2 separate regions of the Mus musculus genome follow, and region 2 is linked to region 1. The links are chromatin loops, found by intact Hi-C in ENCODE. Cell type or tissue: left cerebral cortex. All regions are shown on one strand. Each heading gives the region's core, and the rest is flanking DNA. Links, peaks and the distances in the headings are about the cores only.

Region 1 (6,152 bases), core at 670-5,669:
GATGGAGGAAGGGGTCATCTGTAGGACAGCCCGCCCTCTTCTCCAGGCCAGGGATCTACAGACTAGCTCTGCCTCTCAGCATTCTACACACTCTCATTCTCACCCCACCTCCATGGAGCCCTGGAACCTTCTAGAAAGGGTGATCTGAGGTGGCTCTCCAACTGCAGCAGCATGGGACACAGGAGACATTCCAGCTCAGCCGCCACCTCTGACCATGACCCTCCCTCTGTGCCCCCTTGCAGACAGTCGAGCCTGTGGACCAACTGCTGCGAAAAGTGGACCCAGCCAAAGACAGAGAGCTATGGGTCAGAGAGCACAAAACAGGCAACATCCGCCCAGTGGACATGGAGATCTAGAAGTGACTGTATGGTCCGGGGGGTTCCTGCTGAGGAGAGGGGCTGAGGGTCCCATGGAGAAGGGGCTGTATCTGCCCTATTACCTGCTAACCTATACACTGAGAAGGAAGAAAGGAGCCAGTGATTCCAGGAGGAGGAGGGCCCGGCCAGGGACTCCCCAGTATTTCCAGGCCATAATGGTGGACCCACAGCCCTGACTTCACCTAGAAGACTGAAGCCTCCCCCTCCAACTCCCATGCTGTGCGTGTCCCTCTGAGAACCAACTGAGGCTAGAACCCTAGGGTCCCTGCTGAGTTCCACAGGGGTGGCCATCACACACCTGTATCCCTGGTATCTAAGGCCTGTCCTCTAGTGCGATTGTCATCTCCAGGACTATGAAAGAGGGAGGGTGGCGGTGTCTCTGTCTGCAAACAGTGTCAGGATCAGAATCAAGGACAGGAGGCAAAGTGAAGTTCACACCCAGCACCCACAACCTTTATCAGTCCTCCCGACTCCCCACCCTTTTGCATTCTGGGAGCCCACATCTATTTTTTACACCCCCCCCCACAAGAGGGGTGGAGTTTCTTCCCAACCCAAATCTGGAGAGGTCAGAATGGAACTACCTCAGTTGGCACAAACAGATCATGGCTCCTATCAGTCTCAGATTCCAGATCTAGCATTCCAGATCTGAATTTCAGATTCAGATCAGGCATTGGCTGTAAAGTCTACCACGAAGTCCCAATCTACCCTTCCCTCAACCTCTTTCTCAAGGAGGAAACTCCCCACCTCACCCTGACAACCCTTGATGTTTCCCAAAGTCTTTAGACAGCTGTGTGCATGTTCAAAGACTTCAGGGGTGGAGTCTCACAAAGTCTTGTTTGACACATGCCCCCCCCCCCGCCCCTCAACACTGTCGCACCCTTGACCAGCACTCCTCTGTGCTGACTTCAGGCCCTGTGTGACAACAGTAAGAGCTGGGTTTTGTTATTCTCTAGAATGGCTCCAGCTGTGGGTGTGCACAATGAGGGAGGAACTGCTTTCCCCCTTACTGTCATTGGTCAGTGGAGCAGATTCTCATGGCTGTAGGTAGTTGCTACACAGGAAGCGAAGGAACTTTGGGGAGTCACAAGGTGAGTGGGTAGGGGGGTGAAGAATTCTAGCTGGAAACTTGTACGGGGGTGAGGGGGGACATTTTTTCTCATCTTTCCCACAGATGACTCTGTATTTGACCTGTCTATCTTCTCCAAGGGCAAAAATCCTCTAAATGCCACTCACATCTTTCAGTCTCACAATGCACATCACGGATAGCTTACTAATCTTGGACCTTCTGGCAGCCCATCCACAGAACCATCTCTCATGGTTGTTAGCAAGATGCCTAACACACTCAAGCAAACTAAGCACTGTCACTTTCCTTTCTGAACCATCTCAGCCAAAAAGGCCACCATGAGGACATCTCACCAACCTGTGCTCAGCATGAACTGTGACATCAGCCTTTGATAGTAGGACATTATTTCTTGATTTCCTTATTAAAAGAAAAAAATGGGTGCTAGTGGTAATTTGCTTTGTGGCTTAGCAACCTAGTTTGTGAGTGATGGTCAAGCTCCAAGTCTTGTCATACACAGGGGGTTGGGTATCACAGTGTAGCTCATGACTTTGTTCCCTCACCCCACCCCCAATCCAAAAGGTTCAGAGTCCCCCGAGATGACACTTCCTCCAGCATAACCCCAGTTGGCTGACGTGAGCCTATTCCATCTGAGGCCATTCTCTCTTTGGTTCCTTTCTAATCTATCCACACATGCCTTTCCCTTCTTTGATCCCCTCCCTTCCATTGTTCATTCATGAAGAGTTTTGTTAGAGACAAGCAATCTGTAATCCCTCACCTGAAGACCGCAGACTGCAGCTCTGTCATGCGAGGAAGCGCTCAAGTGTCCTGTGCGAACCCCTCGCCTCTTCCTGAGATAGACTTGGCTCTCCCTCTTGGATACTCTGCCCATTGAGTTCTCGGTGGTACCAGCTACATGCCAGTTCCTGAGCATCCTTTATGTGCATTTGCATTCTCAGTGGTCCTGCCTGTATGCTGGTTCACATCCATCTTTTCATCTGCACACTCTTTTTCTCGGCGAATGCTTGGAACTGGGTGCTGAGTGCTGGAACTAGCCTTGTGTCTATGAGGGCACCCTTCAGCTCACTCCACCCCCCAGGTAGACAGGTGCATTTTGACCCTTCTGGACAGAAGAAACAATGTGTTTTCCACCCCACCCAATGGGATTGTTGAAGTATTAACTGTGCTAAGAGATCTTGACACAGCAGTAAGATTCCAGTCTCCTTATTACCAAACTCTCAACTCATACGCAGCTTCAATTTCCGAAATGGCTTCAAATAGGGAGGGTAAGAACATGGAGGAGGGGGGTGCCAGGAAATGATACCCAGAACTATGATCGTGATAGAGTCGAGTGTCCAACTACCTTCACAGCACCCAGTGATCAAGGTGATGACGGTTGAGAACCTGAAAGTGCATACTGAGTTGAGTGTTCAGGCTGCTGTCCTTGGTCTCTCTGCAGTTCTGGGGACCCAACCAAGAGTCACGTGTCTAGGCCAGTGCTTTACCACTTAGCTATACCCAGTCCTGTGTTACCTTGCTTTTGTGAACACGTCACTGCATAGGTTCTGAGAGGACCTGGCTGGGTTTATTTAAGAGTGGGAGAGCATCCATTGTCCAAACTGAGAGCAGCAACAGCCCTCTCTTCCTGCCCCCACCTAGGAGTGCCAATACACTTAAGCTTTGTCTGCAAAACCCTGATTTTTTTTTTAAATCTAAAATGAATGACTTTCAAAAATGGGTTGGTTACCATGGCAACCTCCAGGAAGAGATACTCGTTACCCTTCATTATTTTCTAGCACTTTTGAACAGTCCCACAGTGCACAGGCCATTTGAAGGATGTAGATGGCAGCCCTGGGCTGTCTCTGCTATGGGGTGACCTTTCTACCTCCACACAAGACCCTGTTGACTCAGGAGGATCTCCGCAATGGTTGATTAATAGCTGAAGCAAAGTATCCAAATTTGTGACAAGGGTTTGTGTGTATCCCCTCCGTGAAATCCAGCCAATTATCAGGGTAGAAGATGGGTGCATGAGAATCTTGGCTCAGCCAAAGCCCCTTCATGGAAATACAAGCCATAAAATTCAAAAGGTGTCAAAAGACCTTGGCTTGTTTGGGGGTTTGTTCCCATCCATGAGTAGAGTTGACAAGAAGAATTTAAACGGGAGTCTGAAGACCTGCTGTTACTAGAAAGTTAAGAAAGGCGCTTTACAGATATAAAGAAAGGGAACATGACAGCTGCCTGATGGCTTAGCCTGGAGACCTCCTCATTGCCAAAGTTGTTCCCATGCCACAAAGCATCTCTCCACCCCCTTTTCAAGGAATGCAGTTCTACAAACTGATCTCCTTAACCACAACCAAGATAGGCATGTCACCATGTCAATTCCCCTTTTCTTAGCAACCAGTTCAATGTTCTGCCCCTTCAATCTTACCTTTTCCTACAATGCCATGTAAGTGGGGTCAGCCATGATGTCATGTGTGTCAGTAGAGGGTCTCCTCTCCCTGCTGAGTAGTATTCTATCATATGGATGGGCCTCGGGATTTTCTTAGTTTTAAAACGAGTTGGTTTTTTTTTTTTTTTTTTTTTTTTTTTTTTTTTTTTTTTTTGCCCTGGAACTCATAGCCCCAAATCTCCAGTTTGTTTGTATAACTGCTTCCAACCCACTGCTTCTTATGTTGCTGGGGCTCCTTCCACGGACCCCAGCTGTGCCCTCAAGTTGGTGATTCTAGTTTGGGCTCAATGAAGGAAGCAGGAAGGGGCAGCAACTGAATGTCACTCTCCACTGCTGCAGCAGTAAATCTCTCAGTAAAAGAAGACCCTCTCCCTCAGGGGACTGTCACCTCAGTCCTCGGTAGTTCTGTAATTTATTGAACATTGGCCCTTGGGTATAGCTTGACCCTTCCCAGAATCTGTTTTGCCATCTGCCATTTGAGGGTGCTTGTTCTAAACAGCCTTTGAGGGTTTTACCCCCTGTGTCTCTTCCCTCCCCATTGCCTATTTGCACCCTATGCATGTGGTCATATGTAAGCTGGATCATCTCCACAGCTGTGACCAGAAATCCTCACGAAGGGCACATTTCTAGGTAGACCCAAATGGAACTAAATCATGTCACAAGCTGAGAGAATTACTGAGTTCCTCTCAGGACCCCTGAAGAAGCTATAAGTCAGTACCAGTAGCTTCAGGGTCTGTCGTAGGAGCGAGGACAACTGTAAACACAGGGTCCGCTGATCAAGTCCTTCTTGCTCATTGCAGTTTGATTTGCCAGCAGTCATACTGAGACTAGCTTGATCCTACACCTGTTAGACAGTGGCAGAGATAGGCCCAAGCTAAGTGGAGGCCAGGCCAGGCTGAGGGTGGGGCCCTCTGGGACCTAGTCCTCTAAGCTGTCTTTGTTAGATACTGCTGAGTGAAAGGTGGACCGAGAAGGCTCTTGTGAAGCTCCAGGTAGACGGGAATGTTCCTCGGTTCAGGTGAGAGCCAGATCTAGAGAGTCAGAACCCGGGGGTCTTGAGATAGGAGGCAAAGCAGCTATGGAAGGGCTTTTGCTGGTTAATCATTTCTGAGGTGAAAGACCTTCTTCTCAGGGGGCAGGCTCCACCAGGAATGGAGGATCAATCGCTGTAATATTCTAGTGTTGAGTGTAGCTCTTGGGGTCTGAACTATGGAGGCTTGGTTGGGGAATGTGGATGCCCTTAGATCCTTTTCTGGGTGATAATAGGGATGTGGGCCTTTTGTGTTTAAGGAGAGTTTCTAATAGGGCTGTGCTGGTAGAGTGTGAAGGGCCAGAGTCACAGTATGGCACCGAGGCAGAAGGGAAGAGCTGAGACTGGCCCTGCCCTGCTTCTCAGTCTGTTCCACATCCTAAGGTCACACCCTGTCAGGACTTCTTCGTACTCACCTGTCCCTTCCTGCAGCTTCCTTGACAGACAGGTTCTTGGACCCAGGCACCAACATTCCAAGGGACACCAGCCAACCTGGGTGAGGGCCCGACTCTGTATGTCTTCCCTTCCCTGGGGGGGGGGGGGGGCGGGAAGAGATGTCCGAAGCATTCCCTTGCAACCCGAGCACATCAGCGAACCCCACGAAAGTGGAATTTTCTAACAAAATAAACTTGCTCATTTGGTCCGTTTTCTGTAACTTTTGCTAAACACTTTATACATTTTTAATGTTGAAAAGCAGTGTCTCCTGCCAGAACTCCTCACCCAGGATGAATGTGTTTACTCCACGCTGTATATCTTTCCATGCTCCGGCTGCCTGGACCAGTAAATAAAATGGATGTAATATAAGTTGTAAGTAACGTTGTCAAAACTCTGATCCCGATGGAGGCTGCACGCCTCCCCCACCCCATGATAGCATCTGTGTGTATTAATTCTGAAGAATTAAATGTTTAAATTAGAGTTTAAATGTTGACGGCGTTTGCTATGTATAATTGCCCCTACACCGTTATAAAGTGTTTTCAGGAATTTCAGTGCCATCCTTCCTTTTTCCTCCCTCAGTTACGTGGACACTTGAGATGCTTATATTCATCCCACAAAAAATAAACTCTCCAGAGATGATGGGTCCCATAGGGACCCTCTTTCCTAGAAGGGCACCCACTTTTCCTTCCTACGAGAGGTCTCTACCTCCCTCCTGGGCTCTACACACCAGTGATGGGTTCAGTCCTGATGACAGCAGAAGGACAAAGGACACCAGGACATGAATGTCCACATGGACACAGT
Region 2 (6,152 bases), core at 489-5,488, 120 kb after region 1:
CGAGCCCTGCTCTCAAATATTTTTTAAGTAACATATTCTTTTCTCACCTATTTAATAAATGAACTTGATCATACAGGAAGTGAATTCTCATCATTTTTATCGATAGTTCTTACTTATGCTGGAACTATTAACATTTTGCTTTAGCTTTGGCAGTTTTATATTTTATTTTAGTAACTGACATTTTTCAAGATAGTTGTCTTAGATAGGGCTTTTATTGTTATGAAGAGACACCACGACCAAGGCAACTCTTATAAAGGCAGACATTTAATTGGGGCTGGCTTACAGTTTCAGAGGTTCAGTTCATTATCATCATAGCAGGAAGCATGCAGCATGCAGGCCAACATGGTACTGGACAAGGAGATGAGAGTTCTGCATCTTGATTCAAAGGCAACCAGGAGAGACTGGCTTCCAGGGAGCTAGGAGGAGGTCTCAAAATGCATCCCCACAGTGACACACTTCCTCCAAATAGGCCACACCTCCTAATAGTGCCACTTCAGATCCCCATAATAGTCTTCACTTTTCTTCACATTTCTGATTAAAGTGTGTGAGTCATTCCGCATAGACTTTAGAATCACTCTGTCACTTTCTAAGACCTACTGGGGTCTTCGCTTCCTGCATCAAATTGACACAGAGAATAAGTAATATCTTTTAAATGTTCTGTCACTAACATTCATCCCAGATGTCTCCTTTTCTCTTCTATTTTTATCCTTAATTTTTAATGCTGTATATGGGGAGGTGCACACATGAGTGTAGGTGTCCCGGGCAGTCTGGAGGAGGGAGTCAGATCCCCCGTGGCTGGAATTTCAGGTGGTGGAAAGCCGCCTGACATGGGTGATGGAAATCACACTTGGGTTCAAACACAGGTCCTTTGCAAGAGCAGTTATGTGCCCTTGACTACTGAGCCATCTCTTCAGCCCCAACTTCCTTTCTTAATAAAACACCTAAACTGAGAGGAAACCATCTCTCCCTGAAGACCTGACAATTCTTGGTGACATTGGTATGCAGTAGGCTCTTGGTTCAGATTTCCCTCAGTGAGGAGCTACTGTTTCCTCCTTCCCACTCCCTCGGTTATTCTCAGAGCACCTGTCTTAAGCTCATTTTTTTTTTGCAGTGCTGGGATCAACCTCTGGTCTTCCCACATAGTAACTAGGCAAGTGCTCTGCCACTGAGCCACCCTCCTGGCCAGTGCACCTGTTTTTGTTCCCATTGAGATCCAAGGACAGTGCAATCTCCCTTTCTTCCCCAGCAACCCTTTGACCTTTGTGCCTGCTTGTCCTTGCATCATCCGGCATCCCGGTTCTCTCCAGTATCACAAAGCCCCTGTTCATGATGCCCACGTAGAAAACCCCAGGATCTGTCCTGTCCAGCTGACCTCCTCCTCTCTGCCTGAATCAAACTTCTAAGTCTACAGGAGCAAATTCCCACAAGGTCACACAAGGTCACTGAGAGCTGCTGTGCTTAAGGTAGAAGAGCTCAAAAGAAGTTAATAAAGTGATTTGCGATGATATTCTGCTGTACTCGTAGACCAGTGCCTGGCCCAGTTGTCAGCAGAGAGGCGTCACCCAGCAACTGATGGGAGCAGATGCAGACACCCGCAGCCAAACACTAGGCAGCTCCCGGGAACCCTGCAAAAGAAGAGGGGGAAGGATTGTAAGAGCCAGAGGGGTGAAGGACACCGTGAGAACGTGGCCCACAGAGTCAACTAAACAGTGCACATAGGGTTCACAGAGACTGAAGCAATAAACACAGTCCTTGAATGGGTCTTGACTAGGTCTTCTGCATATACCTGATGGTTGTATAACTTGGTGTTGTTGTGGGACTCTTAACAGTGGGAGTGGGAGTGGAGGGTGTCTCTGACTCATTTGCCAGCACCTGGGACCCTTCTCCTCCTACTTGGTTGCCTCCTTTCAGCCTTGATATGAAGGGTGTGCCTGGTCTTACTGCAACTTGTTGAGCCATGTTTGACTGATATTCCCGGGAAGCCTGTTCTTTTCTTTTCTTTTCTTTTTTTTTCTTTTTTTTTTCTTTTTTTTTAAAGGTAATTGGAGAAGTGGATATGGGAGAAAGAGGAGGTAGGAGGAGAGACTGAAAGGAGTGGAGGGAGGGGAAACTGTTGGCAGGATGTAATATATAAGAGAATAATTTAAATAACAATACACAGCCTCTGGTGAACACCCATTTTACTGGGCTGTCCTTTTAAGTGTCTGCAATCAACTGAGGTCCACAACTTCCTGGTACAAAGTGAGACAAAACTAGATATTACGCTCGAGTGAGTGCTTTCAGAGCCTCTGTCAGAGATAGTGCTTGGTGCACTCCTCTATGTTCATCCATCCTTCCGGTACTGTGAATGTTGGCTGCTAAGTCTCTGAGACTTATCCTGTGCCAGTGAATGCCACCTTATGGAGAAGTGCTGCCATCTAGGCACTTCCCTGAGCGGACAATGCATGCAGCTGATGGCTGATGGTGTGCAAAGGCTGCTCCTCTCACACAGGTGAGAAAGCTCTGCCATGGTTTGGACTCCATTCCAGCCACTGCTTTAGAAGACCCAGCCTAGGCAAGACCCTCCCCTGGATGACCAGAATAAGGATTAGCGGAGCAAATGCATAGATGTCTCTCTCAATCATCCCTAGAACAAATAAACTGTCTGAACATAGGAGGTTTTACTGCTGTAAAGTATCAAGCTATTTTTACATGTGAATGTCCTGTATCTACCCGGTGTTGCCCTAGAGACAGCTCAGGAGATAAAGGTGCTTGCCACCAAGTCTGGTGACTTAAGTTCAGTCCCTGAGATCTGTGTGGTGGAAGGAGATAACAGACTCCCTCGAGTTGTCCTCTGACCTCCACATATGTACCTTGGCATGCACATGACAATGCATACAAACTTGTATACAAAATAAATGAAAATAAATGTTTTTAAAAATTAAGGAAAGGCCTATATCAAATTAATCAAGAATTAGTTCAGAGTGGAGCATAAAACAACATCACCTATTTTTTTCTTTTTGTTTATTTTTGCAATTGTAACTTCATTACATTTCTCCCTCTCCTCATTCCAAACTCTCCCATATGTCCCTCCCACTCTCTTTTGAATTCATGGTCTCTTCTTTCATTAACTGTTATTGTAAACATATGTGTATTTTGTATATTCATGAATATGAATATAAATATAAACCTTTTGAGACTGGAGAGATGGCTTGGCAGTTAAGAGAACTGACTACTCTTCCAGAGGTCCTGAGTTCAATTCCCAGCAACATGGTGGCTCACAACCATCTGTAATGGGATCCGATGCCTTCTTCTCATGTGTCTGAAGACAGCTCTGGTGTAGTTATTTTATATATATAGGAAAGTCACCTGAGGAAAGTCACCTGTCCTGCTCCTAGCTTGACTTAGTTGCCTGCAGTTCTTCGTGTAGAAGGGTCTTGTAAGCAAAGACCCTTGACTAGAGTCTCTATCCACAGAGGAATATGGAGGTCTGGGTGGTACTTGGTCTGAACTAACATGGTAGCTCTTACCAATACCTATAGGTTGAGGTGTTCCTAAGACTGTGGTCTCAAAGGCTAGTGACAGAGTCATCTTCCCATTCCATAAGAAATTTTCATCATCAGAACTACCCAGCAAAGCAGAGACTTGTTGCTCTCTGCTGCAAGCTTCCCTCCACAGAAGCCACCAAGCTGAGGCTAGAAACGCAGCACAGCACACAACCAAACCATCCTAGCCTAGGCTACAGCTCAGTGCTGGAGCACTCGAGTAACACAAGCAAGGTAGGGGTTCTATCCTCAGCACCCCTAAAACATCTAGCCTGAGGAGGGGATCAAATGAAATGACTCCTCTAGGAGGAGAGGCTCATGGTGATAGATGTGACATCAGGAGTCCCTAAGACAGGAACTCCTTTCTACAGCTCCATTCACAAGGTAAACCCTGCCTCCCTTCTCTCTCCTCCACAGAGTGTGCTCGGGTGTTCCATGCAGGTGGGGCAAGGCTGGTGCTGTGTGGAAAGAACTGGGAGGGACTGGAGAGCCTCTATGCCACCTTGACCAGTGTGGCTGACCCCAGCAAGGTAAGACTCTCTCCAGACAGCCTGAGGAACCTCTGGATACCCTGATCCTCGTCATTGTTAGGGACAGTTACAGGGAAATGTGACAGTGGCTTTGGAGAAATCAGAGGTGACGGTGATGGCACAGACCCTGACAGAGGCCTGTTTGCCCAGCAAAAGGCTTGTTTTGATCACTTGTCAGGGTGAAGCTTGGGCACTGATCCCCCACGTCTGTGTTAGCCAGACTTATAAATAACACAGATAGTGGTGTCCCAGAAGTGGGTTGAGACTACAAGTAGAGGTGACATTAAGACAAACAAACGCCGGGCGTGGTGGCGCATGCCTTTAATCCCAGCGCTCGGGAGGCAGAAGCAGGCGGATTTCTGACTTTGAGGCCAGCCTGGTCTACAAAGTGAGTTCCAGGTCAGCCAGGGCTATGCAGAGAAACCCTGTCTTGGAAAACAAAACAAAACAAAACAAAACAAAACAAAACAAAACAAAACAAAACAAAGATAAAGACAAAGACAAGGAAAAAGACAAACAAACAACACAAGGCATAATTGCAAGGAAGAAGTCAAGGAAGCCCCTCGTAAGCTATCCAGGTTAGAGGAGTTGCCTTCAGCGCTCTTTGGGATTTAAATTGGAAAGAAAAGAAATTCCTTGCTCCTGAGATTGAAGTTGGTGTTTGCAAACAGCTCAAAAGAATTCAGAGTCAACCCTGGCACATGAGGAGACAGATTAACCACAAACACACAGAATACTACATGGAGCCTTTCTTGGGATGTTATTAGGTTTGGGGTAAAAACCAAGTTGTGTGGGAAATGCTGGCTTCCAGTCCAGCTTGTCTCAGTTTCTTTACTGCTGGACTGTTCAGAGCCTTTGATATGCTAGTATGTATTTCCCCCAAAGAACTTAAAAATCGATGACTATTTCCCAAACATATGTGACCCTCAGTGGGAACCTTCTCTTCGAGGGTGTATATCAGAACTAGCATTTGCCACAAGTTGCCTTGACTCCAGGATACTACCAAGCCCTGCCCCCATCCTTACTTCTAAACCAGTAACACCTTGAGGACAGCACGTGTCCAGAGCTGAGTACAGCTCCCAGTACATAATTGATGCTTCAGAAGCGCTCTATGGAATACACGATTTTGATCCAAAACAAAGGATGCCTGCCAACGGCCGTGCTGGATTTTCTTGTTGCCTTATTATAAAACAAATTGGTAAGCAATTTCCAAAAGAAACCAGTAGTACTCAGAGTTATGATGCCAGTACTAGAATCAGTTCGTAGTCTCCAAAGAGTCACCTAGTTGTCAAGAATGGTCTTATCGGCTGAGGAGTCCTGGCTGCAAGTTCAAACAACTGTATATTCACCCTTAATTGCTGGCCTGGTCTCCAAACCAAGATTCTCCAGCCATCTCCTTCAACTCAGAGTTGTTTTACATCTTCCCGGTTGTCTTGGTTTGTTTTTCTACTTATTCGATGACTTTGAATTCTCAGCAGGGTAGCTGTTTGATTGAGGTCCCCCAACATCGCCAAGGATGTAATCCCAAACATGTCTTGACTCTCTCCTTGCTCCAACAGACATTCACCCCCAAGCTGGTCCTCCTGGATCTCTCAGACATTAGCTGTGTTCAAGATGTGGCCAAAGAGGTCCTGGACTGCTACGGCTGTGTGGACATCCTCATCAACAATGCCAGCGTGAAAGTGAAGGGGCCTGCCCACAAGATTTCCCTGGAGCTTGACAAAAAGATCATGGATGCCAACTACTTCGGACCCATCACTTTAACCAAAGGTCCTGTGAGTTTCATTTTTCCTCCGGGTCTGTGAACCACTAGATTCTATGGGAAGACCTGTGGTGCCACCACGTGGCCATCTGGTTCTGGACAGACCCAAGAAAGCTCTTAATTCGAGTACTGAAAGCTTTCAGGTCCCCACTGTAAATGTTGGTCACAAAAGGAAGTGTCTTACTGCTATATTCTCACTTTATTATGAAACTCTGCTCTTCACCCACACTCCACCCAATACTTTTCTCTTTGTACCCAGTCCACAGCTCCCTGGTCAATCTGTCTCTCTGGACCACTGGCTTCAGCTTTTGCCTGTGCTTTACTACATAAGCCTTC

The links. A loop is a pair of places that touch in the nucleus more often than their neighbours do. Peaks named below come from ENCODE experiments on the same cell type or tissue, not always from the same donor. Only the 100,000 strongest peaks of a DNase experiment are listed, where the experiment ranks them.
Region 2: a loop joins it to region 1, with 3.0 times the contacts of the local background. A loop is called at or near these places in 2 of 42 quality-filtered maps.

What each region holds. Positions count from the first base shown.
Region 1 is chr11:67,683,096-67,689,247 of GRCm38, forward strand. Gas7 (growth arrest specific 7) reads left to right here. Exons shown (of 14, transcript NM_001109657.3): 14 at 243-5,897. The coding sequence ends at 356. It also overlaps a transcript of Glp2r not described here. Among named protein-coding and RNA genes, the nearest start is that of Rcvrn, 9.2 kb to the right of the region's middle. In left cerebral cortex, for the core only: no CTCF peak of the experiment used is centred there; a DNase peak (open chromatin) is centred at 3,158; H3K27ac peaks cover 909 bases.
Region 2 is chr11:67,805,842-67,811,993 of GRCm38, forward strand. It overlaps Dhrs7c (dehydrogenase/reductase (SDR family) member 7C), which reads left to right. Exons shown (of 7, transcript NM_001013013.2): 3 at 3,942-4,054; 4 at 5,614-5,824. Among named protein-coding and RNA genes, the nearest start is that of Dhrs7c, 11 kb to the left of the region's middle. In left cerebral cortex, for the core only: a CTCF peak has its summit at 2,416; a DNase peak (open chromatin) is centred at 2,407.